2 separate regions of the Homo sapiens genome follow, and region 1 is linked to region 2. Evidence: chromatin loops called from intact Hi-C (ENCODE). Cell type or tissue: chondrocyte. All regions are shown on one strand. Each heading gives the region's core, and the rest is flanking DNA. Links, peaks and the distances in the headings are about the cores only.

What was found. Peaks named below come from ENCODE experiments on the same cell type or tissue, not always from the same donor. Only the 100,000 strongest peaks of a DNase experiment are listed, where the experiment ranks them.
Region 1: a loop joins it to region 2, with 2.9 times the contacts of the local background. A loop is called at or near these places in 51 of 110 quality-filtered maps.

The regions. Positions count from the first base shown.
Region 1 is chr11:57,446,389-57,461,132 of GRCh38, reverse strand. RTN4RL2 (reticulon 4 receptor like 2) reads right to left here and starts at 605. Exons shown (of 3, transcript NM_178570.3): 1 at 237-605. The coding sequence starts at 267. It also overlaps the pseudogene RNA5SP341 and the pseudogene RN7SKP259. RefSeq lists silencers at 329-598, 1,698-1,757. In chondrocyte, for the core only: CTCF peaks have their summits at 685 (motif pointing right), 2,113, 2,320 (motif pointing left), 3,622 (motif pointing left) and 1 weaker place; a DNase peak (open chromatin) is centred at 3,605.
Region 2 is chr11:57,339,026-57,353,891 of GRCh38, reverse strand. It overlaps P2RX3 (purinergic receptor P2X 3), which reads right to left. Exons shown (of 12, transcript NM_002559.5): 2 at 7,213-7,348; 3 at 6,705-6,776; 4 at 6,414-6,477; 5 at 5,629-5,722; 6 at 5,188-5,265; 7 at 3,994-4,135; 8 at 2,994-3,130. Among named protein-coding and RNA genes, the nearest start is that of P2RX3, 8.1 kb to the right of the region's middle. RefSeq lists an enhancer at 3,564-4,063. In chondrocyte, for the core only: CTCF peaks have their summits at 3,881 (motif pointing right), 7,814 and 8,079 (motif pointing left); DNase peaks (open chromatin) are centred at 3,981 and 5,653.

The DNA of each region.
Region 1 (14,744 bases), core at 1-8,000, 110 kb before region 2:
TGCCCCCTGCGTCCCACCTCGGTCACGAGCTCCTCGCACGCGCCCGCGGGCTCCCAGCCAAGTGCCCTCCTGCTGAGAACAGCCCTGGCGGCGGGGGCGCGGCCCCAGCGCTGAGCTTTTCCCCTTCCCCAGGTTACCCCACCTCCCCAACTGCCCCACCCTCAATCCCTGAAAGAGGGGACGCCCTGCTTCTCTCCCCAGGATGCCCTCCGCTCTCCCGCCGCTGGCGTTCTTACCTTGCAGCAGGCGCCTGAGCCCGGGCAGCATCTTGTCTCGATGCTCGGGGGAGGGGGCAGCGGGGGGAGGGCGCTCCCACTCGCTCCCTGAGCCCGCCGGATGCACGGCGGGGACCCCGCGGGGCTCCGGGAGGGCCCGGGAGTCCCCGGGCTGCGTGGCCGGGCCGCGGCGCTCTACCCTGCGCCGCCCGGGCTGCGGGCCTCGGGAGGAGCCATCGGCCCCGACGGGACGGGGCGGGGCGCGACGGGGCGGGGAAGGCTGGGGCTGGCCGTCGACGCCCAGCGCCCGCGCCCCGCTAGCTGCGCTGTCCGCTCGAGAGTCCGTCAGTCCGTCTGTCCGTGTGCCCAGGCTGCTAGCCGAGGGAGAGTGGGGACAGCGAGGAAGCTCTTCCCAACCACCCCCACTCCTTCCCGCACTCGCTGGCTCCTCCCTCGTTTGCTGGCTTGCCGACTTAACCCTTTCTCGACCACTAGGAGGCGGGAGCGGCTTTCTAACCCCCTCCACCCCGCCCCCCTCCCCCCCGCTTAAGCGACCCGGAGGACTGTGTTCGATCGTCCTCGCGGCGCCACTCTTCTAGAGAAATCCCTTCTTGGGGGAATGCGGTAGTTTAGAGGAACGCCGTGGACTTGTCCTGTTCCCCCCTCCCAACTTTCCAGGAGAAGATGAGCTTCTGGGTCACCCCCTCCCCCGCCCCCAGCCGCGTCCCTCGCGCCAGTGTCCCAGCCTCCAGCATTTCTGTCCCCTGGGACAGCTCCAAGATTCCACTTTTCCTTCCACTCCCAGACCTCAAGCCCAGTGTGCGACTATAAGAATAGTATATGCAAGAGTTTGTGCGTGCAAGATCGAGTGCATATGAGCGTGCACGTGCGCGCAAGGATGCTTGTGCAGGTGTGACTCAGGATGCTTGCCCGTTACCCTTTGTACGGGCTTGGGGAAGCGGGGGGGGGGGCACGTGAGTGTGCACACGGGTGAGCCGCTGAAAGTCCGCCAGCGTGCATGTCTGAGCTGGTGGGAAACGTGAGGCTGTGCGAGGTTTTGCGCTTGCGATCTTGGGGATGGGTGGAAAGAAATATGTGCCCGGTGTGTGTATGCCCCTTAGTGCATTTACAAGCGGGTGCGAGATGGGCGCGCGTGCGAGTGTGTGCGTTTTTTTGTGTATGTATGATGTGTCCGGGAGGGGAGACCTTATCTCCCGCGGGGGTGCAGGAGAGGACCCAAAGCTGGGGAGAAGACTGTTGGCTTCGCGTGAACTTCCTCTACCCCCTTTTAAAGAGGGGCGGATTATGGTCTCACTGGAGCCCCTCTGGCCCTTCATGGCCTGGTCACAGGCGGTATCAGCAGACCCATCACCTAGGCACTTCCCTACAAAGGCTGCAGGGCGGTTGACCCAGGTCTTGACTCGGCCCGGCGCGTCCGCGGAGCCGCCCCGGCGTAGGATAGGCTCGGGGCCCTCGGGGGAGCCGCTTCGGGTACGGTGGCCAGGCAGCGCTGGCGGGGTTGGGGCTGCTGGAGCCTCAGGTGCGGCGGTGCCGGGGCTGCTGAGCCCCCTGGGCTGCCGCTCCCGCGAGCACAGAAGCCCCTCGCCCCGCTGCCCGCGCCGCGGCTCCTCCTTTCCTATCCGTGCCAGGGTCCAATGCAGTGCCTGGCATACAGTCGGCTCTTGATAAATGTTGGTCTTATTCTTCCCATTCATTCTCTGCTCCCTCCACGGTCTCTCGTTCTTCTCGCGTTCTCATTCGATTTCTCTGGTTTTCTCCCCCGACTCTTACTCATATTTCGTGGTCTCTGTCTCTCTGTTCCCTCCCTCCCTCACTCTCTCTCGGACCTTTTCTGTCTCTACTCGTCTGTTTCCCTGCCCGGTCTTCTGTCTTTCTCACTGTCTCTCTGTGTCTTCGTCTCTCTCCTCCTCCCCGCGGGGCTCCCTGCGTCTCTGTCTCTCGTCTCTGTGTGTCTCGGTGTCTCTGCCTCCCTTTCTCTCCCCCTCTTCCCCAGTTTCATTCCCAGGCTCCCGGCCCGTGGGCACCTCGGCTCTCGGGTGCCCCCTGCTGGTTCCATTTTCGGACCTTCTCGGCCCCCCAGCTCCTCTCTGTGCCCCTAAATTTCCTTTCCCGCCCCTCTCGTTTTCGGATCAGGTAGAAACAGAAAGAAAAGTCTCTGGGGCTCCCGTCTTCCCTCACCCAGGGCTCCCCCTATTTCCAGGAGGCAGGACAGGACCCTGCGTTTCCCCAGGACCCACCCCGACTAGGGCCTGCGCCTGGGGGGAGGGCCTGGAGGCGGCGGCGGGGAGGGAGTGTTGGGGGTAGCAGGGTGGGGTTTGGCGTCCTTCCCCGGAATGAGCCGCGGCACAATCTGTCGCTGGGTTTGTTTGCCGAGCTGCCTCCGGAGCGCAGTGGGGCTGGCTCCCGGGGAGCGAAATATCACAAGATGCGGAGACAGACGCTGAGGGGCGGGTGGGCGGCGGGCTGACTCAGGTGTGCTGTCATCGGTTCCCGGGGCCCGCGCTCTTCGGGGAGGGGTGGGAGGGGACCCCGGGCCCCCAAGGCAGGCGGAACCCCGAAGCTGGGGGGGAGCTCCTCCTCCTGGGACGAGCTGCGAGGAAAGGGAAGCCCCGTCCGGGAATCCCTGGCTCCAGGCAGTCGCAGCCCCTCTGCTCATCCCCGCCCCTTATACAGGTGTCACGGTTTCCCATAATTATCTGCTGACTCACCCCCTCCACCCCCAACTAGACTACCAGCTTTTTGAGGGCAGGGAACTCGTGTCATCCATTGTCGTGTTTCCAGCAGGTGCCCACTGAAGACTTTTAGGTGGCTGGCTGGTGGGTGGGTGGCTGGCTGGTCTCATTTTACAGTAGGTGCCACAATGCATTTGGTCTTCTCTGTAGAGCACTCTGACCCCTCTTACCTCCCCCCATCCACATTTGCTGTCCCCACCCCACCTAGCTCCGGTTAGGGTTGGGGGGAGGGGGGACGAATTGGAAATTTGAGTCTGGAGATCAGAGTTCTCCAGGTGACCCTAGACAATGTACTCCCCTTCCTTGTGCCTCAGTTTCCTCATCTGTACGGTGAGGCTACCCGGTCATCGCGAGGCTGCATTAAGTCTCCAGGCACCCCAGGCATGAGAAAGTGCTTGGTAAAATGAGGTGTGTTGGTGTGTGGAGGGGTGGTAGGTAGCTAATGTCGTTACTATTTTGGCAGTAATTCTTTGGTGGCAATGATTGTCCCAGTAGAATCAGACACATCATGCCTGAACATGAGTTGGGCTTCTGCAGTTAGACATTTTGAGATCGAGGACTCGGCCTCTGGCTGGACTCTTGGACACTGGGCTGGAGGCTTGGCCGGGCTTTGGTGTGCTGGGTCTTCAAGCCTTGGCCGCAGTGCTGGCCCGCCCTCTGGTGGCTCTAGGTGGATCTGCAGCCCCACGGGAAGCCAAGATCTCTGGAGATGGGCTCAGCGTCGGATTTTCCCTGAGAAGGAGGAGGACACCCGCCCCCGCCCACCCCATTGTCTGGAGAACAGCTGGCTTTGGAAAGGAGACCAGGTAGAAGGAGGGGTTTATTGGCACAGACTGGATGAGTCTGGACTTCCGAGTTCTCACTTACTAACAGCGCAGCTACTCTCAATGTGCCACCCAAGATCCCCCTTCCCTCTGGGCATACCCACCGAGTGAGTCCACAGAACCTCCCTGGCTCTTCCCTTCACCTCTTTGTCACCTTCACTGTGTAGAACACTTGGCGGTTAGTGTACGAGGTCCGGTGGCTCAATGGGCGAGAGCACAGGCTTTGATGGGTTTGTGCCCTGGCTCTGAAGCTCTCTAGCTAGGGAGGGGACCTTGGGCAAGTCGCTTACCTTTTCAAACCCCAGTTTTCCTATTCAGAAGATGGGAGGGGCTGGGCATGGTGGCTCGTGTTGGTAATCCCAGCAATTTGGGAGGCTGAGGCGGGCGGATTGCTTAAGACTAGGAGTTCAAGACCAGCCCTGTCGACTTAGCGAGACCCCTGCCTCAAAATTAACCAGTCAGTCAATCAATCAATCAATCAATAAAAGAAATTGGGGGGTGGTGACACTAGTTCCTAGCTCAAGTTTGAGGCCATCCCTGGTGACTTAGAAGGACCTTGTCTCAAAATAAATAAATAAATGAATAGATAGATAAATACATAGATAAATAAATAAATAAGATGGGAGGAAGAAGGACGATACTTGTTCCCAGCTCATAGAGTTGTTTGAGGCTTAAAAGAAACAAAGCATGAAAGAACATAACAGAGTAGCTGACCCTGTATTTGGTAAATGCTGATAATATTATTTTTACTTTTATCCTAGTGACTACCTGGAGAAATAGGCATTGCAGTCTAGAGGCAGAAAGAAAAATGATGATCTGCTGTCATTTATTTATTTATTTTGAGACAGTGTGTCATTCTGTCTCACTCTGTCATCCAGGCTGGTGTGCAGTGGCATGATCCTGGCTCACCGCAACCTCCGCCTCCCAGGCTCAAGCAGTCCTCCCACCTCAGCCTCCCAAGTAGCTGGGACTACAGGCAGACACCACCACGCCTGGCTAATTTTGGTAGAGGTGGGGGTCTCACTATGTTTCCCAGGCTGGTCTCGAACTCCTGGAATCAAGCAATCTGCCTGCCTTGGCCTCCCAAAGTGCTGGGATTGCAGGTGTGAACCACTGCACCCAGCACCTGTGGTCTCATAAGGAGTGAGTGGCAGAGCCAGGTCTGGGGGTCAGTTCTTAGATATGACTTCCTACCCACGTGTACTACCCCTCGGATGACCTTCACAGTTCCACCCTACCTGGCACTTGCTAGGGCTGCCCACTGTGGTAAAAGGAATCCTGGTCCAAATTAAAAGTCCTGAGTTCTAGCCTGGTCTCTGCCTCCGAATGGCTGAGTAACTGGGACAGACCTCTCCTCTGTGGGCTTCAGTGTCCCATCATTGAAGGGAATATCTTGGACTCCATGTTCTAGAGAGTCCTGCAAAGCTACATCTTCGTATCATCCAGGTGTCTCTGTGACTCCCAAACTAGAAGCTACCAAAAATGGAGCCTCTCAGCTAGATCCCATGCTGCCTCCACTTTCCCAGCTCTGGGCACGTGATGTGGGCCCTGGGGGAAAATCAGATTTTCTAGGGATTCCTTCAGACCCCACCCTGGGCTCCTCAGCTCTCCCACTGGTCACCAGGCCTGCTCCTGAGCCAGTCAATGGAGACACGTGCTGCCTACTGTGCTGGGAGGTGGAGGGACGGGGCTGCACTTGTCACCCAGAACCCTTCCACAGTGAGTTCCACACCTTGTTCTGCCTGGCCTGAGGGGAACAGGGCTCCTGTCCAGGCCCTTTCTAAAACAGGCAAGAAAACCTAAATTAGTATAAAGGGCAAGGTTGTCAGAACATGTTTTTCTCTTTCCCTGTCTCATTTTTAGGGTCCCTGTCCATGTATTGTATGTATGTATGTATGTATGTATGTATGTATGTATGTATGTATGTGTGTATTTATTTATTTTGAGATGCAGTCTTGCTCTGTCACCCAGGCTGGAATGCAATGGTGAGATCTTGGCTCACTGCAAACTCTGCCTCCCGGGTTCAAGCAATTCTCCTGCCTCAGCCTCCCAAGTAGCTGGGACTACAGGTGCACGCCACCACACCCGGCCAATTTTTGTATTTTTGGTAGAGATGAGGTTTCACCAGGCTGATCTCAAACTCCTGACCTTGTGATCCATCCTCCTCGGCCTCCCAAAGTGCTGGGGTTACAAGTGTGAGCCACCAGGCCTGGCCTATTATTTATAGTACAACGGGTATATATTAAGCCCTTGCTTCATGTCATGAACTTACGTGTGCTGGCTGATGTAGAGTAACTCTAGCGGGGAGAGTCTATTAATGTCCCCTTCTTACAGATGGAGAAACAGGCTCAGAGAGGTAGTGCTGCTCTTAGATCTGGTCAAAAAGAGTCCTTCCCTGAGCCCTGTGCTTTAGAGGGCTCTGCTTTGGCCCTCATCTAGCCAGTTTCCCTCCATGGGGGCAAGAAGTCCCTAAGACCAAGGAATGTGCCTCCCAGAAGCTGCATCTCTCTTCTAGACCACACTTAGGTTATCCTGGACCCTGGAATCTCAAAAAGCCCAAGTGGACTTCCCGGCCCTTTGTGGGCTTCTTCTCTGAACTACCTTTCTGCCAGTGCATGAACCCATGGCCAAAGGGTGGCCAAGGGGCAGATGTTTGGAGAGGGTGTGGTTGGGCCTTAGACATGTTGGTTGGATATTCATGTGCATGGACATGAGGCCCCTTGTTGTCTGAGATGGAGCTGTGGTTGGGAAGTGGAGGGAAGCTGCGTGTGTTTTGTTTTTTTTTGAGATGGAGTTTCGCTCTTGTTGCCCAGGCTGGAGTGCAATGGCACGATCTTGGCTCACTTCAACCTCTGCCTCCTGGGTTCAAGCAATTCTCCTGCCTCAGCCTCCCAAGTAGCTGGGATTACAGGCGTGTACCACCATGCCTGGCTAATTTTGTATTTTTAGTAGAAACGGGGTTTCACCATGTTGGTCAGGCTGGTCTCGAACTTCTGTCCTCAAGTGATCCACCCACCTCAGCCTCCCAAAGTGCTGGGATTACAGGCGTGAGCCACCGGGCCTGGCTGCTGGCTGTATTTCTGTATAGAACTTCAAGGAGCTGGATCATTCTAAATTTGAACCTAGATTTCAAAGGTGAGGTTCCTTTCCAAGTGCAAGATTGATGCTTGCAGTTGGGAGGCTAGGGATGCCTTGGGGGCAGAGGTTGCCCGGCTTGCACTAGTGGGGTGGTGCCTCCCAGGCTGTGGTACCAGTGCCTCCCTTTGCACTCCAGCCCTGCCCCTGCAAGTGTTAGGGGCAGCTGGGTGGAGAGGTCACATAACTTCATCAAAGGTTACATGACTTAAAAGCTGCAAAGCCAGGCTATGAACTCAAGTCTGGGTGAATCTTTTCTTCTTTAATGAAGCTCCACACCAGTCTTAACCAGAAGTCAGAATTTTAGCTCCCTGGAGTTCTCTTGGTTAGAAAGTTGAGTCCCATTGTTTCTTGGAGTTACCTTCCAGTGAAGAGAGCCTCCCTATCCCACTTGACTCTGAACTTGCTGAGTTCAGGGTCCATGTTGTCTTTGGCTTTGTTTATTTTGTGCACCTGGCACAGCCCTGCAGAGTAGGTGCTCAGCAAATGTTGCTGACCTATCAGAAACACAGTCTACTGTGGGAGGTGCTAATCAAACAATCATGGTGCAAGGTGCTATGGGTAACATCTGTGTTCAGCAGAGTGGGTAAAGTCTAGGATGGAGGTGGGGTTGGGGAAGCATTGGGAAGCCCTGCCTAGAGTGGCCGTGAGATTAGTTGCTGTAGACTCTCTTAATTTGAGAACCCTCTATCATGGGGCAAGAGACTCTGATGATTCCCTGTTGCATTTTGCACAACTCTCCAACCCTCCCCCATTTCCTTATAGGCACCGTTGGGGATGGCATCCCTTCATTAGGTGATCCCATGTGAACAACGCTTTTCTCATTTCTGCAGTAAGTGAACAGGACAGAACAATTCCTTTCCCCTTAAATTCTGTGGGTTGAAGCCACTAGATTTGCAAGGGAGAGTGAGTACATGTATGTGGGGTATTGTAGGAGGTGGGGCAAATGGAAGTGCCGCAAGCTCTAATATGGGGGACACATGGAGCCTCCTGCTACTGGTAGTGGGGGACTCAGGCCGTTGCCCCAGTTCAGGCCCCCACTATAGGATCAAACACAGTAGGCCAGTGACACATATCTCTGCCTCTCAGCCCATTTTCTCCAATTAATTTAATCTGTCCAGGGTGTAGTTTTGATCATGCATTCCCCTGCTCAGGAGCCTCAGTGGCCAAATCTGGCTGGAAGCAATTAATGTCTATTGACTCTGAAGTGCTCGCTCACATTTATAAAACAAGCCTCAAGACTTCAACAGATAAACAGGTGAAGGAAGTGGATGACTACTTCACCCAAGAGGGTATGCAGAGAGTAAACAAATACTTGGAAAATAGTTCAACCTGTTAATGATCAAAGAGATAGAAATGAAAGCCGTGTGAGGATAGCATTTCATACTTATTAAATTAGCAGAAGTTTATAAACACCATCACCCAGCACTGGCAAGGTTGGATGACGTCTGTGTTCCTACATCTCTGGGAGCAGTGTGCAAAACTCTGGAAAACAATCTAGTAAAATATAACAAGAGCCTTGAAAATATTATTACTTTTTGACTGACTAATCTCACTGCTGGGATTTGATCTTAAGAATATAATGCAATAGACAAAAAAAAGCTCCAGGCATGACCCTGGCATTATCCTCCATTTCCCCAGACAGTGAAATGGTTAAGAAAACTGCAGTTAACATAGTCAATGCAATATTATGCAGCCACAAAATGATAATTATAAAGAATATGCAGAAACATGGAGACCGGTTTATAACATCATATTTGTTTATAAAAGTCAGGATAAAAGAATTTGCATGAACACTGATTGCGACCATGTAAAGTAAGTATTCATGTTGACAAAGTCTGGAGAATATGCAAAATTGAAAATTATTGAAGGTTGGGAGAATGATGGGTGGTTTTCCTTTTACTTGAAGAATGTTCTTTGTTAATGTTGGAAAATTATTTTCACAACATAATGAGTTCTGTAAAAACAAATCCTCTTTTATTGCTTATAGAATAAAGTCAAGATGCTTTAGCCTGTGCTCACTGTGATGATTACAATGATCACATTTATTAGGTACACTTACTACATTCCAAAGAGAGAAGTGAGCACGTTGCACAGGTGATTTATTACTATTATTATTCTTTTCTTTCTTTCTTTCTTTTTTTTGAGACAGGGTCTCACTATGTTGCGCAGGCTGGTCTCAAACTCCTGGGCTCAAGCAGTCCTCCTAGCTCGGCCTCCTGAGTAGCTGGGATTACAGGCTCATGCTACCATGCACAATAAAATCTTGTGATTTTACTGAGAGCTCCTTCGGAGATTCTGGCAGGACAGAACAGGTGCTCATATACCCTTGACTGAAGAATGGTCCTCCTCTATCAGGAAAGGTCTTCCTCTTTGACCAAGTGTGCAGTTTCGGGAGGAATGCATGCGGAGTGGTGAGGGAGAAAGGGGACACCTGCCCAGCCAGCCTGATCAGCCGAATCAACTCTGGAGATCAGTGGGGTGACAGGTGTCACAGCCAGATCATCCTCACATGTTGTGATTTTATTGAATCTTCACAACAACTCTGTGAGATAAAAACAAACATTATCTTCAATTTACAGACTAGACATCTGAGATTCAGCGAGGTTAGCCCTCCTGCCTAATTTTACACAGTTAGCAAAAAAGCTGGGTTTCAACCCCAGCCTGTGTAATTGCAGAATTTGAGCTGAATTCTGGAATTGGCATTGTATGTTGATGTTTAAAGAACTTCAGTCATTAATGTATCGCTATCATGATTTTGGGGATAGCTGTGGCTCACACATTATGTACTATGACTTAGTAATTTTAAAATTTAAATCAACTCAATTTTTAAACATGTGAATGCCTACTTTAGCATTTTTTGTAAAAGCAAGAATCCCCTTGGAATCATTCATTAAATATGTTGGTTTTGTTTTTCAGTGCGCGATAAAATGAAAACATTAACAGTATAAAGGAGTCATACGAGATCGTTTTGTACACCCCCCTTTGGGAAAAACTGAACTGCCTTATGCTCCAGCCTCCCATTCCGGTCTTATCAGCACCTGCCTGGTCTGTCTCCCAGACCTTTCCCAGCCTCACTCTGCTGGGGAAGCTCAGACCACCCTATACCTCCAGTTGCCCTCAGTCTCTGCCCTTCCCCAGGTCTTGCCTGAGCCAAATCCAGATCAAAGCCATTAGTGGACAAAGAGGACACAGATTCAGAAGGCTGCCCACTACAACAATGAATTTCCAGTTATTAAACTCCTACTGTGTGCCAGGCATTATTCCAGAAGCTTTATATACATTATCTCTATTGGCTTTTTATAATGACCCTTGAAGTGGGTATGATTTTTACTTCTATTTTATATGTTAAGAAAGTGAGGCACACAGGGGTTAAGGCATTTGCTTATCACACGATGGGTAAGTAACAGCCAGGGTTCAAGGCTAGTACTGTTGAGCCCCAAAGTCCTTTCTCTTACCACTCTGCTTTTCAGTCTTTTTATTTTTATTTATTTTATTTAATTTATTTCTTTTAGAAACATGGTCTTCCTCTGTTGCCTAGGCTGGAGAGTGCAGTGGTGCAGTCGTAGGCTCACTGCAGCCTCAAACTCCTGGGCTCAAGCAATCCTCCTGCATCAGCCTCCCAAGTAGCTGGGACTATAAGCATGCATCACCACGCCTGGCTAATTCGTTTTTATTTTTATTTTTTGTGGAGACAGAGTCTCGCTATGTTGCCCAGGCTGATCTTGAACTCCTGGCCTCAAGCTATCCTCCCACCCTGGCCTGCCAAATTGCTGGGATTACAGATGTGAGCCACCGTGCCCAGCCCTCTCTTTACTGATACATTATATTTGTACATATTTATGGGATACGTGTGATATTTTGTTACATATATAGAATGTATAATGTTCGACAGGGTATTTAGGATATCTATCACCTCAAGCATTTATCATTTCTCCCATCCAAATACTAACCAGGTTCAACCCTGCTTAGCTTCCAAGAACAAACAAGATCTGGCACATTCAGGGTGGCATGGCCGCAGACAAGCATTTATTATTTCTATGTGTTGGAATATTTTAAGTCCTCCATTCTAGCTATTTTGAAATATACAATACATTGTTGTTAACTATAGTCACCCTCCTCTGCTATCGAACATTAGAACTTATTACTTCTATCTAATTGTATGTTTGCACCCACTAACTAACCTCTCTTTCTCCCCCCCCACCCCCAGGCTTATTAATGACGAGGGTTATATAACGGCCAACAGCTTCCTCCACCATGCACTCCAAAGTGGGCCCATAAATTTTTCATCTCTCCAGGGTGTGGGGAAAAAAGGCACTCTCATTCATTACAGGTCGGGGTGTTAATTGGTACGACCACTTTGGAAGACAATTTGACAAATATCTATTAAATGTAAAATGCATATCCTCTTTGACCCAGAAATTCTCATTTTAGGAGTTTATCCTGCAATTATTCTAGAAATGTTCAAAAAGACATTTACAGATGGATAGTCAATGCAACCTTGTTTGTAAGTTTCATATGATGCTGAAGACATAACTTAAATATTATCAATAGGAGATTGGTTACACAAATTTTAGAACATCCACCTACAGCCATCAAAAAGAATAAAGAAGGTCTATACATTCCTTTTTTTTTTTTATTGAGACAGAGTCTCGCTTTGTTGCCTACCCTGGAGTGCAGTGGCGTGATCTCGGCTTACTGCAACATCTGCCTCCCAGGTTCAAGCAATTCTCCTGCCTCAGCCTCCCAAGTAGCTGGGATTACAGGCGCCTGCCACCACACCTGGCTAATTTTTGTATTTTTAGTAGAAATGGGGGTTTCACCATGATGGCCAGGCTGGTTTCGAACTCCTGACCTCAAGTGATCCACCCATCTCAGCCTCCCAAAATGCTGGGATTACAGATGTGAGCCACTGTGCCTGGCCAGGTCTATATGTTCTTATATTGAGCAGTACCAGAGATACCAAGTTAATAAAATAATGTACAGAACAATTTAATAATATGCTACTATTGATGTCAAAAGCTTGTGGGATGAAATATAGATATAATAATTATACACATATGCCAATGCATGCATGGATATCTCTGGAAGAACATGGAGGACACGGGTAACAACAGCTGCCCAGAATCATGTATCGGAAGGACTCTGGTTGAGAGGGCAGGGCTGGGGAATGGTTTGCCGCAGGGTTTGCCCAGCCATCAGACTGTCCTCGAGACTCAGGCTAATTTGAGGAGTGTGGGAATATGAGTAACAGAGGTCATGGAGAATCCTAACTTCTCCCAGTGCCACCTTCACCCACATGTCCACACCAGCCCCACAGGCACTTCCCGATGGATGAAATCTGGTTGTTTAAAAGGTGTGTGGGGCCTGGCATGGTGGCTCATGCCTGTAATCCCAGCACTTTGGGAGGCCGAGGCGGGTGGATCACCTGAGGTCGGGAGTTTGAGACCAGCTTGGCCAACATGGCAAAACCCTGTCTCTACCAAAAATACAAAAATTAGCCGGACGTGGTGGCGCATGCCTGAAATCCCAGCTACTTGGGAGGTGGAGGCAGAAGAATCGCTTGAACCCGGGAGGCGGAGGTTGCAGTGAGCTGAGATATCGCACCACTGCACTCCAGCTTGGGCAACAAGAGCCAAACTCCGTCTCAAAAAAAAAAAAAAAAAAGGGTGTGTGGCACCTCTGTCCACCAACTCTCTTTTGCTCTTCTGCTTCGGCTCTGGCCATGTGACACGCCTACTCCTGCTTCACCTTCTGCCATGAGTAAAACTTCCTGAGGCCTCCCAGAAGCTGAGCAGATGCTGGCGCCATGCTTTCTGTATAGCCTGCAGAACCATGAGCCTCAGGCTAATTTGAGAGGTTTGGGAATATGAGTAACAGAGATCATGGAGAATTCTAACTTCTCCCAGTGTTGCCTCTCACCGACATGACCACATCAGCCCCGCTAGGCACTCCGTTAATGGGTAGGAGGCTTGCTTGCTTGCTTGCTTGCTTTTTCTTTCTTTCTTTCTTTCCTTCTTTCTTTCTTTCTTTCTTTCTTTCTTTCTTTCTTTCTTTCTTTCTTTCTTTCCTTCTTTCTTTCTCTTTCTTTTTCTCTTTCTTTCTCTTTCTTTCTTTCTCTCTTTCTCTCTTTCCCTTCCTTCTTTTTCTTCTTTCTTTCTCTTTCTCTCTCTCTTTCCCTTCCTTCTTTTCTTTTCCTTCTTTCTTTCTTTTCTCTTTCTTTCTTTCCCTTCCTTCCTTTCTTTTCTTCCTTTCTTTCTCTTTGTTTCTTCCTTTCTCTTTCTCTCTTTCCCTTCCTTCTTGTCTTTTCTTTTCCTTCTTTCTTTCTTTTTTCTTTCTTCTTTCTTCTCCTCCTCCTCCTTCTTTTTCTTCTTCTTCTCTCTCTGACTCTCTCTCTGTCTCTCTCTCTTTCTTCTTTTTTTTTTTGAGATGGAGTCTGGCTCTGTTGCCCAGGCTGGAGTGCAGTGGTACAATCTCGGCTTACTGCAACCTCTGCCTCCCAGGTTCAAGCATTTCTCCTGCCTCAGCCTCCCGAGTAGCTGGGATTACAGGCGCCCGCACCACACCTGGCTAATTTTTGTATTTTTAGTAGAGACAGGGTTTCGCCATGTTGGCCAGGCTGGTCTAGAACTCCCAACCTCAGGTGATCCACCCACCTCAGCCTCCCAAAGTACTGGGATTACAGGCGTGAGACACCGTGCCCAGCCAGGAGGCTTATTTTCTTGATAAATTACCCAGTCTCAGGTATTTCTCTACAGCGATGCAAGAACAGCCTAATACATCCAGGCTCAGCATCAGTGGACCCAGGTGGGAGAGCTTAAGATGTCAAGGTCTGAATGCCGCTTCCACACACCTTTGGGACCTAGGTACTCCCTCTCTTTTTCTTTTTTCAGTAGAAGATGTTATCTTCTCCTTTCTCTGACCAGTAGTTGGTGATGGTTTCAGAGATAGTTTTTCAGTCAAGATATATTTCAGTGGCTTCACTGAGCCCAAGTTCCCTCGCCTCTCTAGGACTTTATTTCCTTGTTTCTAGAAGAGGGATAACACATATTTTCTAAGGTGGTTGTGAGATTAAGGGAGCTGGTACCGGGTGGTGCATAAGGACAGGATAGAGCAATGGTGAGACCACTCAAAAAGCGAAAAGTTGACCTGCGAGGGTGACACTTATCAAATCAGCACACAGTGGGAGTGGAAGGAATGTCCCTCATCAGTTACAATATTTGGAGAGTGCAAGTTATAGAAAACCCAGCCCTGGCCGGGCGCGGTGGGTCATGCCTATAATCCCAGCACTTTGGGAGGCTGAGGCAGGTGGATCACGAGGTCAGGAGTTCAAGACCAGCCTGACCAACGTGGTGAAACCCCACCTCTACTAAAAATACAAAATTAGCTGGGCGTGGTGGTGTGTGCCTGTAATCTGAGCTACTCAGGAGGCTGAGGCACGAGAATCACTTGAAACCGGGAGGTGGAGTTTGCAGTGAGCCGAGATCGCACCACTGCACTCCAGCCTGGGCAACAGAGCGAGACTCCATCTCAAACGAAAAAAAAAAAAAGAAAGAAAACCCAGCTCTAACTGGCTTAAACAGTAAGAAGATCTATTATATTATCCATCTCAGGCAGCAGCAAGCCCAGAGGTAGGGGACTCCAAGGTTGGTTGATCCAGGGCTTAACGATGTCATCAAAGACCCAGGTTCTTTCTGTCTCGGCACCTCTGTCTGCAGGGCCAGCTTCATCCTAAGCCAGATTGTTCTTGTCTTGATTACAAGTTGGCTGCTGGGCCAGCAGACGCTGCCTGCCTCCCTGTTCATCTTCAGAAGTAG
Region 2 (14,866 bases), core at 3,787-11,786:
AAATCTCTGATTCTGCAGGCAAAGAGCTACAAAAAATAGGGGCGGGGGGGGGGGAGTGACATTTGGAAGGGAGCTGCGAATGTAATTAGTGATGGAAATGTGAATCTCTAGCTGCCTCTGGATGTCTTAGTTAGCAGATTCAAACACGGCCGAATCTTGGCTGAATAATTCCATTCCCTCCAGAGCAAATGGCAACAGTAGGGGTGTTGAAAAATCTGCCTCTGTTGGAGGGAGCAGCAAATGAATTGTTTGGGAGACAAAAGGCCGGGCTATGAATTGTGCTGCCAGCATCTGCTAGTCTTGAAATCTCCTTGGAACTTAGATTCTTTGTTTTTAAGCTGGGATGAAAGTGTCAACCACATAGGCATGCTTTTTTTTCTGAGGATTAACAAGTACAAATGTCCCTAGTCTTCCTGGCTGGGGTGGAGATCATCCAAAGAAATATGTTTTGAATCCAGGCTCCCCCTCTTGCTTGCTTTGTGACTTTGAGAATGTTATTTAACAGTGAGACTCCATCTTCTCCTTTATAAAGTTGGGGGGGATATTGTAGCATCTACTTCGTAGGGCATGCAAGGAATGCTGAGCTGAAGCACACAAAACGTTTTGCACACAGGGTGACTAGTATGGTTTCTACTGATAAGTAGCTTGGTGAGATTCTAAAAAACAGCGTACATCTTACCATATCATAGAAAGTGCACTGTGACCCGCACTGAACCTGGCTTTGTGACCCTTTCTCTCTTATTCAAGCATTCAGAAAGACAGCTTTGCAGCCTCCCACACGTGGGCTCTTAGCTTAGCCTTGGGTGCCAGTAGTTTGAGGTTGCATGAGGGTGGTGGGTGGGCACCCAGGTGAAGGGATGGGAAGGGGCTTGGGCAGAGCCCTCTGCTTGCCACTGATATCAGATGTCCCCCAATGTCAGGGCTATTACTTGGGCCCTCTGGAAACTTTTAAATCACAAGGGTCAAACTAAGCAGCTTTGCCTCCTTCTTCTCTGGCCTGGGGGACTTTGTTGGGGGAGTCAATTATCTGAGATCCTAAGAGGGGGTGGTTTCTCTTAGGCCTCTGGGAATTATGCAGGCAGGGTCTTTGGGGATATTCCGTCCTGCCTCCCCAAATACCCTCCAAGCTTATTTAGGACCAGGTCTATCCCGCATCCTTCTGTGCTCAGGTGGGGAGGGAGGGAAGGCAGCCACAGTGCAATAAATTGGAGATAAAGAACTCCAGACCAATTCTTATTTAGATGAGAGATGCTGTTCTAAAACTGTACGATATCAGTAGTTGGGGGTCTTTATAATATTCACATTCTTCATAAGCTTTTCTGCCAAATGAGTTATTTGGAGGATTAAAGAATTCCCAATGGCCAAAGGGAAGTTATGAAGATGAAAACTTGCATTTTAGATCATGAGAATTTTATTAATATGTTACTATTTTAAGCCACCATACAAATATCCTTTGTATTGATCTCAGTGTGATATACCAACTGAATAAATATGCCAATTTCTGCCAGTGAGCCGCACAGTATTTTTAACCTACTTTAAAATATGTGTTGTTTCCTATGGTTTTTTTAAAGTTTGGAGTTGATGATGAAAGTACTTCAATTTTTAAAGATTCTTCTTTCCAGAGAATATACATGTATATTTTAAACTATTAAATATAAAGCTTAATGGGGTGGGTGATTATTTTTTTAAGTTATAAATTAACAATTTTAAAAGGTGAAATGATTATTTTTGGCTTACGTATGCCATTGTATCAGAGAATACCACCTCAACAAAGGAAATTTGAGTAACATTTATTTGAATATATTCAAATATACATTCTTATGTTCAAATGTAAATGAAATATATTCTTATGTATTTTTTTCCCCTGGTCACTCCCTATTTGTTCTATTTAAGCTGTTTAGTGTATAATGCTGTGTACTTAAACAGGGCCCTGCCAGAAACTTCAGGATCTTCAAAAACTGGGGGAAATCCACAATGTATACATGTATCAAAACATCACATTGTATCCCATATATATGCAATTGTTATTTATCAATTAAAAAGAAAACAAAACCTTTAATAAGTAGTGTTGACCTTGTAGTCTACACTTTGAGAACTGCTAACCTAAGATAACTGAGTACGGTCCTCAGCACGTAGTAGACAATTGGTATGTGTTTAATGGATGAATCAATAAATGAATGATTCAGAAAAAAAAGAAGAGAGAAACAAAACAGAAAGCTGAAGCTTTTCACACATTGGTTAATTGAATCCTGAAGATCACAGTGGTACTATCACAATTTCATAGGTGGGGAAATTAGGATGGGAGAAGACAAATGGCTTGTTCAAGCGCTTTCAGTTGCTTCCAAACAGTTTGTCCTCTAATTCCTCTCTCCCTTTCTTCAAAATGGAAAAACAAAACAAAACAAAACCCGAAAAGATCCCTGAAGTCTCAAAGCCATTGGGATGATATTTAAAGACTGGTCTGAGTTCTTGTTTGGAGAGGCATTGAAGAACCAGAGACAATTATAATTGCTACTGGTGACACACGTTTGCGGAGAGAAATGCAAAGTTGCCATCTTGTAAAATGTAAAATGATACCAGTTATCACCCTTACTTTGTAGAGCGAGAAACCTTAGAAAATTCAGGCCCAGGGCAGGGAATGGGCCTATCTGGAAGTCACTTAAGCACGTCACAGTTTCAGGCCAGTGTTAGGAACAGGCAAAGAATCGCAGAACCCTAGCATTTCAAGAGACCTTGGCCCTCTCTTCTAACTACTGACCTGCAGCAGGAATCCTTGGCGTGGTCCCCTTCAGTGATAAGGAGACACTGTCTCCCAGGACAACCAGCTAGATCCTAATGGCTGTTAGAGAGTCCTTCCTGATTTGAAATGAAACCTGAGGTGGGACTTGGGGCCAGGGGTGGGTGGATGGATGTGGGATCTTGTCTCCCCAATAAACATTGCCGTTAACAGCCCGCACCTTCTTCTCCTGGTGTCCCAGGAGACAGGGAATTACCTGAAGTTGTAGCCTGGGGACACGCTGCTTTTCTCAGAAACGCTGTCGAGCCGGGTGAAGGAGTATTTGGGGATGCACTGGTCCCAGGCCTTGTCCAAGTCGCACACCCAGCCGATCTTAATGCCCAGAACTCCCCCCTGAAGAAACGGGCCGGGTATGAGCTTTCCCCTCGCCCTCTGACTCCCTGCTCTGGGCCAGGGTGGGGGTGGGGTGGAGGTGGTGACAAATGATTTCCTCCCATCCTCCAGGTGGGAGACGGAGGCAGGGAGAACGGAAAGTGACATGTCATATACTGCTCAGTAAAGAAGTGCTGTGGTGGCCGGGTGCGGTGATTCACGCCTGTAATCCCAGCACTTTGGGAGGCCGAGGCGGGCGGATCACGAGGTCAGGAGATCGAGACCATCCTGGCTAACACGGCGAACCCCTGACTCTACTAAAAATACCAAAAATTAGCCGGGCTTGGTCCCAGCTACTCCGGAAGCTGAGGCAGGAGAATGGCGTGAACCTGGGAGGCGGAGGTTGCAGTGAGCCGAAATCGCGCCATGCACTCTAGCCTGGGAGACAGATCGAGACTCTGTCTCAAAAAAAAAAAAAAAAAAAAAGGTTGTGGCTCGGATGCGAACATTGGAGCCTCTGAGTCCTAATTTTGGGATCTTCAGTGCTTTAGCTACAACACAGGAGAAAGTGGCCACAGGTCTACTTTCCCGTCGTTTGGGGCTTATTACAGATCTAAGGCCTTTGCCTGAGGTGAAGTGTGAAGATGGGAGTGGGAAACTGAGGCTTGAGGAAGGTGGACTCGGCGGAGGCGGGGGGCAAGATCGCTCTGCGCGGGGAAAGCAGAAAGGATTCAGGCACAAAGCCAGTGGCGGCCTGGGATGCTTCCACCAGGTGGCGCTGTCTCGCGGCGGCTCCTGGCCAGTGCCGGCCAAAGGGCCCTGAAATCTGGGAAAGGGCTGAAGGTGGGGAGTTTGGGGTCGCGGAAGAATGGCTAGGTCCTCACCGTGCGCGCCAGTTTGGCAAAATCCTGCCCCGCAAACTTGACCACGTCCCCTACCCGCAAGATGGGGCAGAAAGGGTCCTTGTCCGGGTGGAAGCGGCAGGTCTTCATGTCCCTGGCTGTCAGGTTGGGAAGGAGGTTTCCCCTGGGGAGGAGCAGAGAGAGAGGTCAGCCCAGGGTTCATGGGAAGATCGTCTTGTGCAATCTCTCCCCGCCTTCCGGAGCCCAGGCCTAGGGGGGATCTGAGCCCTCAGCCTTCATCTGGACCTCGCCATCTCCCTCCCCTCTTTCCTTTCCCTGCATCTTTCTGGTGCCCCATCACCGCCTTCCCTGTGTATCAGGGTGATGTATGTCGGTGACTAATCTCCAGCTGCCAGGCTGGGAGTTCGAGAGGGCAGGAATCATTCTTGGTTACTCTGTGCATTTTTTTTTTTTTGAGACGGAGTCTCGGTCTGTTGCCCAGGCTGGAGCGCGGTGGCATGATCTCGGCTCACTGCAACCTCTGCCTCCCAGGTTCAAGCGATTCTCCTGCCTCAGTCTCCCAAGTAGCTGGGATTACAGGGGTGTGCCACGGCGCCTGGCTAATTTTTTTTTTTTTTTTTTGGTACAGACAGGGTTTCACCATGTTGGCCAGGCTGGTCGCAAACTCCTGACCTCGTGATCCACCCTTCTCGGCCTCCCAAAGTGCAGGGATTACAGGCATTTGTCACTGCGCCTGGCCTAGTGCACTTCTGTAGTGACTGGCATTGCCCTCTGCACATGGCCAATGCCCACTGAGTAGCTGTGGAATGAGTAAGTCAATGAAGGGGGGCTGAACTGACTAAGAGAAAAGGGATTTCCACACATGGGCTAGATGTGGGGAAAAAGAATGGGACGAGACCGAAAGGGTTTCAACCGTTGAAGGCATCCTTGACCCACGACTAGGCCTAAGTTGTCCCTCTCCTACCCCAAGCAAAACTCCCGTTTGGGTCTGAGCCCCAAGGTGGGGAGGCTGGCAGAGAAACTGACCCCAAAGTTCACCTGATCCTCAGTGGCCAAGGCCCGCTGGGAGATTGGGAATGGTAGGCCCAGGGAGATGGGTCAGTGGAGCGAAAGTGGGAAGAACTGTGGCGAGGGGGCATCTCCACTTCCCTGAAAACAGGTTGGCAGGGCCGGGGGTGCCTGCATCTTGGCTTTAGGGAAGGAGTGGGGACTCACTTCTCAAAGTTGAAGAGGGGGAAACGGATGCTGTTCTTGATGAAAATAGTGAAGTTCTCAGCTTCCATCATGATGGGCCTGTGGGTGAGCACAGGAGGCCTTAGCTTTCCAGGAAGAAGAGGGGGAAATGAAGGCTTTCACCTGAGGGCGACCTTTCCTGGTGGATGCCTCCAAAGGGAGACCTCTTATAGATAAAGGGCACTTTGAGAGTGGGCTATAGGAAGGGGCTGTCTGTGCCTGAGTGTCACAGCAGGAGGAGGAGGCAGGTGGGTGGGCTGGGGAAGATGATACCCTGGGCCTGAGGCCACCCCCCACACCAGGAAGGGACAACACTGGAGAAAGCCACAGACCCTCCTCAAGCTCAGAGACGCACGGCTCCCACATGGGCAAAGGGGAGCTGAGGTGGGGGCCTGTCTCCTCCTGTCTGGCTTGGAGCCTTACGTTTCCACTGTGTCCACCTCCGTGGGGCACCAGCCCTGGATCTCACAGGTCCGGAGCACAGAGCTGTAGTTCACGCAGCGGCCAGTGAGGATCCCTAAAGTGAGAGCCACAGCTGCTGGGTGGCTGCCTGCCCTTTGCTCCTCTCCCTTTCCTTCCTCCCTCTTCCCTTCCCCCCATCAGGGACCCTGGCAAGTGGGGGAAAAGAGCAGGCAGGGAAAAGGGAGCTGACTTCTCTCCTGCTGCTTCTCCTGAGCCCCAGACCCAGCCAAAGGGAGGTGACAGCCTTCCTTTCATGTGCTCCGAGCCCCAGCAACCCTGAGGACACCTCTTCTTCTTGTGCTTCCTTCCTTGCCTCTGAGTCTGTGCTGCAGCTGTTCCTTCTGTCTGGAATGAACTTTTTGAAGCCCCCTCTGTCCTGCCAAATCCTATTCATCTTCAGGGACCATCCCAAATGTCACCACCTCAAGGAAGCCTTTGGGTACTGCTCACCCAGAAGCAATCTCTCCCCCTCCCCCAGGCTCAACAGTCTTTTGTACCTCCTGGACAGCACAGGCCACTTCAAGCACCCCTGTCTGTCACCACCATCCTAGACTGGGAACTCCTCTGGGGGCAGGGGCCATGCCACCTTTGTAGCACCCACTGGGTGTGGCACCCAGGGAGCAACTGTAAATGCCAGCAGAATGACATGGAACAGGCTGGTTCCCACTCCCTCTCCAACGACGGGCTCTCCCCCATGGGTCCCACTAACACTTGGGATTGTGGGGTGGGTAAGGGGCTGGACTCACCCCCACCTGGCAAGCGCTCAGGCCCGCACTGGCTGTCTGATACACAGCGGTATTTCTCCTCACTCTGTGGGCAGACGGGTCACAGGTTGGTGAAGGACACTGTCCTGGCCTGGTGAGCTCCGCGACTCCCTCGACCTCCCCATAACCAACAGCCTCAGGAGGGTGGAGGTCCCAGGTCCCAGTTGCAAGGTCAGACTTGGGGCCTCTGCTCATACCTCCCTGCCACTGCTCCCACTCCCACCAACATTTTCAGCCTTGACCTGCTTCACCCAACCTCTGTCCTCCCCTCACCTCTGGGCAGAATCCTTGCATCTGATTTTCAGTAACAATCATCTTGGTGATGATGACAAAGACCGAGGTGCCCTTGGGAGGAGAAGAAGGGAGAGAAAAACATCCAACAGTCCCAATCAGTGAGACAGGGACTATAACTGATTATCCCCACTCTACAGATGAGGAAAGCAAGGCTTGTGTCTAGTGACTTGGCCAAGGTCACAGGGCTGGTGAGGGGCAGAGCTGGCTCTTTGCAGCCACCCACATGGCCCCCTTCTCCCATGTGTGTTGTCCTTGATTGCATTACAAGTTGTGGCAGAGCCTGGAGAGGAACCCAGCTTTCCTGATGCCCAGCACCGCAGGCCCAAGCTCTCACACAGCTCTCAGCTGCTGGGGGAGAGGTCCTCTGGATCAGTGACATCATGGATTCTAGTTTGGGAATCCCATTGGCACTCTTTGCTCGCTTTCTCCCTTCCAACCTGCCCAGTGTCTGGACATCCACATGCCTCTCTGGGTAGGGGTACCATACCTGAGGTGGCGTCACGTAATCAGACACATCCATGACTCTGTTGGCGTAGAGTCCGGAGCCCTTCACCTTGGTTACCACCGAGGACTCAATGGCTGTGTCCCGTACCTGGTAAGCCTTCTCGTGCAAGAAAACCCACCTGGGGCAGGAGAGCATAAATGAAGAGAAAGAGAGGAGTCCATAGACCCAGCAGACAGAAGCTGGGAGAGGTCACCTTCCTGCCAACACTTGGCCATGCCTGGCAGGGTGTGCGGATGGTTCCTTCCAGAGGCGTGAGACCTAGAGTGAGCCCTTGGTTGACTTAGAATAGCGTTTCTCCACCTTTTGTCCCATTACTGCCCCTCAGGTGCCTTTCTAGACATTTTCTCCCCTAGTGGTCCCCCCCTCCATGAAACTTTGATATCACAGATATCTGTTTATGTACTGTATGCAAATTTGTGCTTTATGCATAAAAAGAGTGAGAACCAATTTTCACCTCCTTGGGGGCCATATGGCCCCATTGAGAATGCATGGCTCAAAGTCATTCCATGCTGCTGATGGGGGCCACTTCTCTGGCAGGCACCCAGGAGACAGAAGGACAGAGGATCCCAGGCCTCTGCTCCCATGCATTCCAGCCTTGGCCCACGGCTGTACCCTAAGTGTCCAACACAAAGTAGCTCAGTAAACAAATCAATAAAGGTCCTTGGGAGCTCGGTGCTTGGCAGAATCTATCTGCCCAGGTGTCAGATGAGAACAGAGGAGGAAGCGGGGGACAGCGGCTGAGCTTTTACCTGGCAGGTAAAGGAGCTCGGTTGAAGGTGGGGGGGCTGGGGGAGGAGGGAGGGAAGAGTCTGATCTTATTCCCTGGATTGTGCTGCCACCCAGTGGTCATTTACCTGTACTGGCGCCTTCCTACAGCTTTAAGCCATAATGGGACCACGTGGATGAGGCCTTCCCTTTTTCCATCCCTATCTTCCTTCTCAGACTTTCCTGGCCTCGAGCAAAAGGGCCTGCAAATACCTGCTGGCAACTCGTGCCTCTGCTTTCCTATAAAGTGCCTGCCTTTCCATTTGAAATCGCCAATCACAGCCCTCAAGGCTGAAGTCCCCGCTCAGCCTCACTTAATCCCACACTTCCAGCCTTTGGCAAGATTGCCTTTATTCCTGATGGCACACTGGGAGGTAGATGCTGCCACCATTCCCATTCGACAGATGAGAAAACCTCATCAAATACGTTTAGAAAATGCCATGCAACCCTCCTCCCTCCCCGAGAAACATACGATGTAAACAAACAAATACATCTGTTACATTTTGTTAACCTCACTGTCTCCCAATCTTATTTGACCACAGAAGCCAGTCTTGGAGAAATACTGGTGACGTCTCATGGAACAGAGGAGCACACTTTTGGAAATGCTGGGTGAGGGCATTTTCTGCTTCTAACCAGGGTGGCACGAGGTTGGAAAACCACACCAGATGAAGGTGAGTGGAAGGAATTTGAGACTGTGTAGCCCAGAGAAGACAAAGCCGTAGGAGTTAGAGGCTGGGAAGCTGCAGAGCCAGGAGCTGGGCTGACCTGAGGATTCTATAAGGAGGTGGGCGAGGACTTCAATCCCAGAACCGCCTGCTGCGGAAAGTCACCACACGCGTGCCACACGTCTGGGAAGACTCCAGGACAGCATGTTGCTCACCTGGCAGGTGTGCTGAGAGGAGGCCCCTTCCTCAGGTGGAGGCTGGACTGAATGATCTCTGGGGTCACCTACTGTTGGAACATGCAAACAGCAGCAGCTCCCAGAACGTACCGGGGGTCCCAGCCACTTATAGTTTGGACACCACAATCCTATTTACTGCAAACCCCAGCGGATATTTGCAAGTGGCTCTTCGTTCGGTTTTCAGTGAGAGGGTTTGGTGTTATCCCCATCATGGGTCTTCCTTTGCTCACTGGAATCTTTTTTTCTTTTTATTCTAATTTAAGTTTAAATTTTTGATAAATAAATACTATTTATTATTATTATTTGAGACAGAGTGTCACTCTGTTACCCAGGCACTGGCGCCATCTCGGCTCACTGCAACCTCTGCCTCCCGGGCTCAAGTGATTCTCGTGCCTCAGCCTCCTGAGTAGCTGGGACTACAGGCATGCACAACCACGCCTGGCTAACTTTTTTGTTTTTAGTAGAGACGGGGTTTTCCCATGTTGGCCAGGCTGGTCTCAAACTCCTGGCCTCAAGTGATCTGCCTGCCTTGGCCTCCCAAAGTGCTGGGATTACAGGCGGGATCCACCATGCCCAGCCCTATTTATTATTGATAAGTAATAATTGTACGTATTCATGGGGCACAATGTGGGTGTTTTGATATGCCTATACCTTGTGGAATGATTATGTCATGCTAATGATCATATTTACTACCTCACATATTTATCATTTTTTCAGTAGTATTACTGGCTTGAATTCTGAATGATTTCTTGAGCAGGAGAGAAAGGGTGTAGTCAAAGCACCAGCATATGGCTTCAAACCCGTTACCTGCTTTCCTATTGCTCCTTTAGAGCAGGCAGGCGGCATCCTGATTAACGCACCACTTAGAGTGACTTGCGTGCTTGTAAAATGCTCTCATGCATACCGCCTTCTATGGGGCTTTGTGGTGCTGCTTTATCTCCCAGCACTTTTCTTTTCTTCTTTTTTTGGAAGGGGAGGGGTTTCATTCAGATTTCACAAGGAAGTATGCCTCACGTAGAAATCCCATCTGCCAAATTACGTCCTTGAAGAAGAGAAGGGAGCCTCCCTGTCACAGGAAACCCAAATGAGCATTATTAGCTCACAGCCTGGGGCCCTGCAGAGTGAAGGGAGTGAGGTCTGGGGCCTAGGCTCTCTGCTTCCAGCTAAGATGGCTGTTGGCTGTACATTCGCAGAGTGCAAACTGTGGTCTAAACACACCCTTCTGGAACCGAGCTTCAATGTGCCTAGCCACAGAATAGACATATTTCTCAGTGTCGACCTAAGGAAATGGTTTTCTGAGGCCCCTGCCCTGCGTCCTTAAAGTCCAGGAACATTTGGAGATGCAGAGTTCAGACTAGTATTATATAACCAATGCGGCACTTGCTAAGCCGAATCTTTCACTACATTCTTACTGAGACAGCTTCGTTATTACCTTCATGTCATGAATGAGGAAACTGAGGCACAGAGAGGGTGCTAACTTGCCCAGGATTGCAAAGCTGGTATGTCAGCTCTAACCAGACAACGTGCTCCAGACCACTCACAGCCTCTTCACTCGAAGGTCTCTAGCTGTGTCCCAGCTCAAAGCCAGGCCATGCTGGCCCCCTGAACCGGACCCTGTGCTTTTCCTACCAGCTCCTGCTCCATCACCAGTGAAAGCATCTCCTGGCTTAGGAAAGTCTCAGGAGGAAAGGGCCGAGGACTCCAAGGAACAATCAACCAATCTCCTACCTCCTCCTCCTCCTCCTTCAAGGCTCCTTCTTGTGCCCAGTGGGGTGGAGAGGCCACATTAGAATTCTCTCTCTGACTTAAATAACAAGTGGAAGAATTTCAATGGCCTCACAGGGCCTCGGGATGTCATCAAGGCAGCTAGAAAGAAGGGGATGCTTCATTTCCAGAACGGAGGGGCTGAGGCTGTCTCTGGAGGCCAGGGCTCAGGAGCTAGGGCAGGCCTGAGCCTTCGATTCTTGGCATTTACTCTGCTGCTCTGACTATTTTCTTCTCGCATTCATGGTTTATTATTTATAGAGCGGAAGGCGTGTGGCAGCTCCTTGGCAGGTGGGATGTGCAGGAGAGAGGCCAGAGCCGCGCCCCAGCACCCTCCCATCCGCCCCCAGGGAGCCAAGGAGGAGGCTGGGGAGTGGGTGTGAAGAGTGCACGCTGTGTGTGTGGGAGGAGGAGAGGGGTCTCTTAGGAAGGTGTGAGCTGGGCAGAGGGAAAGGGGGAGGGGTGATGGGGGGGTCTTTGTGAAGTAGTCGCAGTTGCCATCTATTACTGAGTCACCATCTCCGCAAGGCACTTGACATATGTTACCTCCCCTCCCTATAACTCCCAGGGAGGAGGTATTCCTAAATCCATTTTCCAGATATGGGGACTGAGACTTAGAGATGTAAAGTCACTCTTAGGAGGCCCTCTCCTAGTTGGTGTCAGAGCCAGGCTTCTAACCAAGTGCTCTACGTTCCATATTGGGGGAGAGGGCAGGCAGGAATGAGAGTCACTCCTCTCTCTGGACCAGGATGACTGGTCCAGATGGGGCATCCAGCCAGGCATGGTGACTCATGTTGTAATCCCTGCACTTTGGGAGGCCGAGGCAGGTGGATCACTTGAGGTCAGGAGTTCGAGACCAGCCTGGCCAACATGGTGAAACCCCATCTCTACTAAAAATACAAAAATTAGCCGGGCGTCGTGGCACAGGCCTGTAATCCCAGCTACCGGGGAGGCTGAGGCAGGAGAGTCGCTTCAACCCAGGAGGCGGAGGTTGCAGTGAGTCGAGATTGCACCACTGCACTCCGGCCTGAGGGACAGAGCAAGGCTCCGTCTCAAAAAAAAAAAAAAAAAAAAAAAAAAAAAGATGGGGCAGCCCAACAGTTCTTCCCACCATAACAGCTCTTTCCACCATATCTGTCACTTAATTGTGCTGACAAGGTGCCTCACAGTGATACCCTGGGCTGAGAGGATGGAGTGGAGAGCCAAGAAGGCAGGATTCTAGACCCTTCTCTTTAAACCAGAGCAGCTCCTCCCTTTCACCTGCTTTATGTATTGAACTCCCACCTAAGATCTGAAATGAGGCTGAATTTTATGAACCAAAGCATGGGGCTGTACAGATGGCAAGTTTGTGGACTGGGTCTTGTATGGGGGAGGAACAGGGCAGGTAGGGCAGGGCTGTGGTGGGGTCAGAGGCTCCAGCAGCCACCAGTGACCCTTCAGCACAATGGGGCATCAAAGGCCTGGGAAGTCCCTGGCCTCCTAGTTTGCAAGGAGGCAGCTTCCTCCAGGAAGGCCCTGGAAATCAACCTCAGGCCAAGCACAGGCTATTGCTTCCAGGGACTCAGATCCTAGGGATTTCCTTCAACTTCTCAGGTCCCCAAAGGATCCAGAACGGGGATGGGCTCTCGGGAAGTCCCACTCCACAGAGGTGAGTGGGGATTACCACGTGGACCCAGAAAAGATGTGAGAAACATCAGGTAAGTCCAGGCCTCTCTGTGTGCCCTGGAGTGGGTAAAGGAAAATAGTGATGAAATGGTGTCAACCACAGACAAGCAGCTGAGGCCAGGGGCGGGGGTGAGAGCGTATGTGAGATGACCAGGTGGTGTGTTGCTGAGAAGTTCTCAGAGAAATGATGGACTCATGTTAGGCAGAGTCTAGGTTGTTGACCTGGTTGGGATGATGGGGAAGAGATTGAAGTATCAGTGAAATATTAACACTATAGCCTTAAAAATCCCTTCAAATTCGATTGGGTCCAAGCCACTGTCACCTCTCTGCATAAACTGCCTCTTAGCAGGTTTTCCTGCACCCACTCCTACTCCTTCCACTTCCAGGGAATCAGCCCAGGTGCTCTTCCCAACTCAGATCTCATCGTGTCTGTCTCTCTCTCTCTCAAACTCACGTGCACACACACACAAAAGTGCACACAGACACACGGGTTAAAATGCTTCCATGGCTTCTGTTTATTCATCTCCTGTAAAAACAAAAGCTCTCTAAGGGTGTCTGAGGTCCGGCCTCTGTGTGTGTTCCCATCCACCGTACACCACCCTCACTCATCTCTGCTCCCTCGGCTCCAGCCACAATGACCTTCTTTTCTTTCCCCTGTTTGCCAGCCTCCTTCCCTTTGCAGAGGTGGGTTTCTCTGCCCTGAACTCTCTTCCTTCCCTCTTTCACCTGGGCTGCTCTTACTCATCCTTCGGGTCTTGGCTAAAATGTCACATCTCCAGAAAACCTTCCCTTACTCCCTGACTGGGCCAAACACCTTCACAGAAGCGGCTCTCTATAACTGTGCACCTCTAAGCCACAGTTGACATTTCACGTTTGTGGAGATCATCAGATGAATGCCATCTCTTGCCTTCCGCTGTAAGCCCCAGGAGGGCGAGGACCCTGTCTGCTTTTGCCCACCATTCCGTCCTCAATCCACAGTGCCTGGCATGCAGAGATGCTGGTACATTTTTGCTAAATTAATGACGGTGGACTCATGAAGTCACAACGTGCATGGGTTCACATACACGGAGATGGGACTCAGGTCAGGGGGCTGGGCTGCAGAGGGCGCTGATGTAACTGGAAGGCAGTGTCCCGTGGGGAGCTGTCAGGCTAGGAGATGGATGGGGTTGGAAATTAAGATGCTAAAGAGCTTCGCACACTCGCTCCAGCAGGCTGGGCTCCAGCCCTGAGGACTGGAGGATTCTATCTGATCATGATGAGACAGAGACAAGGGCAGTGGGGGCTGAGCGGGCTGGTCTAGGAGCCCACTCTCTCCCCCATCAATCTCTGCCTGGAGCCAGTGGAGCCAGGCCAGAAGGGGAATGTGCTGAGCCAGATTTTGCACTCACCTGGGCCAACATACCATCTTGTGGCTATAAACAACCACAGCATTGAATATACACGTGAACACAGAACATTTAGGAACCAACTTTGAGCCAAGCTCTAGAGATGCAGACAGCGAACATTTGCAAACCTCGTATCTCACAAAACCTCAACATTGGAAGGGAACTTTGTGGCCATTTAATGCTATTCCAAAGCTTGAATCCCTTTTCTAAAATCTCCCAAAGGAGCACTGGATGGTACAGCCTTTTTACAATACCTGCCCACTGAAGCCTACCAGGGCTTGCCCAGCACACAGAGCAAAAAATCACCTAAAAAGTCACATCTAGCCACCTTTCCCTCCACACCCTCGCATAAACTTCAACATTTCAAGCAAGCAGGTTTGCATGCAGCTTCAGCCCACAGGCACACAGGATTCTCCTTTGACCTGCTTGAACTAACTCCTGACAGTCAGTGGATTGCTGCCTCAAATGCAAAGACCCATTGTCTGAAAGAACAGCATAAGATTGGAGACCCGCATGCCAGGAAAGAAAACCTTCGAGGTTTCTGCCTGTATTTCCTGGTGCCCACCAGTGTGTGGAAATGACCACAAGAAGGACAGGACCTGCATTCTTCCCCAGCCATTGTCTGCTCCACAGCCCTTTGTGTGCGTGTGTGTGTGTGTGTGTAGGTGTGTGCTTGCAGGCGGTGGGGGCTGAGGGGATGGTTGCACCTTCCTGGCTCTTAAGCAACTCCTAGGATGGGTTACATGGCACAGGGTCAGGGAGAGGTAGGGAACTTACACTTTTTGACAAAGGGGAGCATTTCTGGATTCCTGGGGAGGGAGCGGCACTATGTTCAGAAAAGCTCCTTTTCTCCTTGGCCACTCTTCCCTTGGGCCTCTGTTTGTTTCCTCATCAAGGGGCAGTTCCCTCTTTGTCCTCCCCTTCAAGAGCAGAGGGCTTCTCCCTTGCCCTTCTCTCTCTCACCATCTCACCCATCCATGCCAGAAGGAAATTCCTCATTCTAAAACAGATCCAGTTCTCTCTTTCCCTCCCGGCCACCAACTTGATCAACCTGCCACCACCCCCTTGTCTCAGTGCCTTCCCTTCCCTATTCCTGTGCTGTCTTGTCTTTTTGAGACCCCGAAGACTTGACTGAGGGGAATTCGAAGATGTGGGA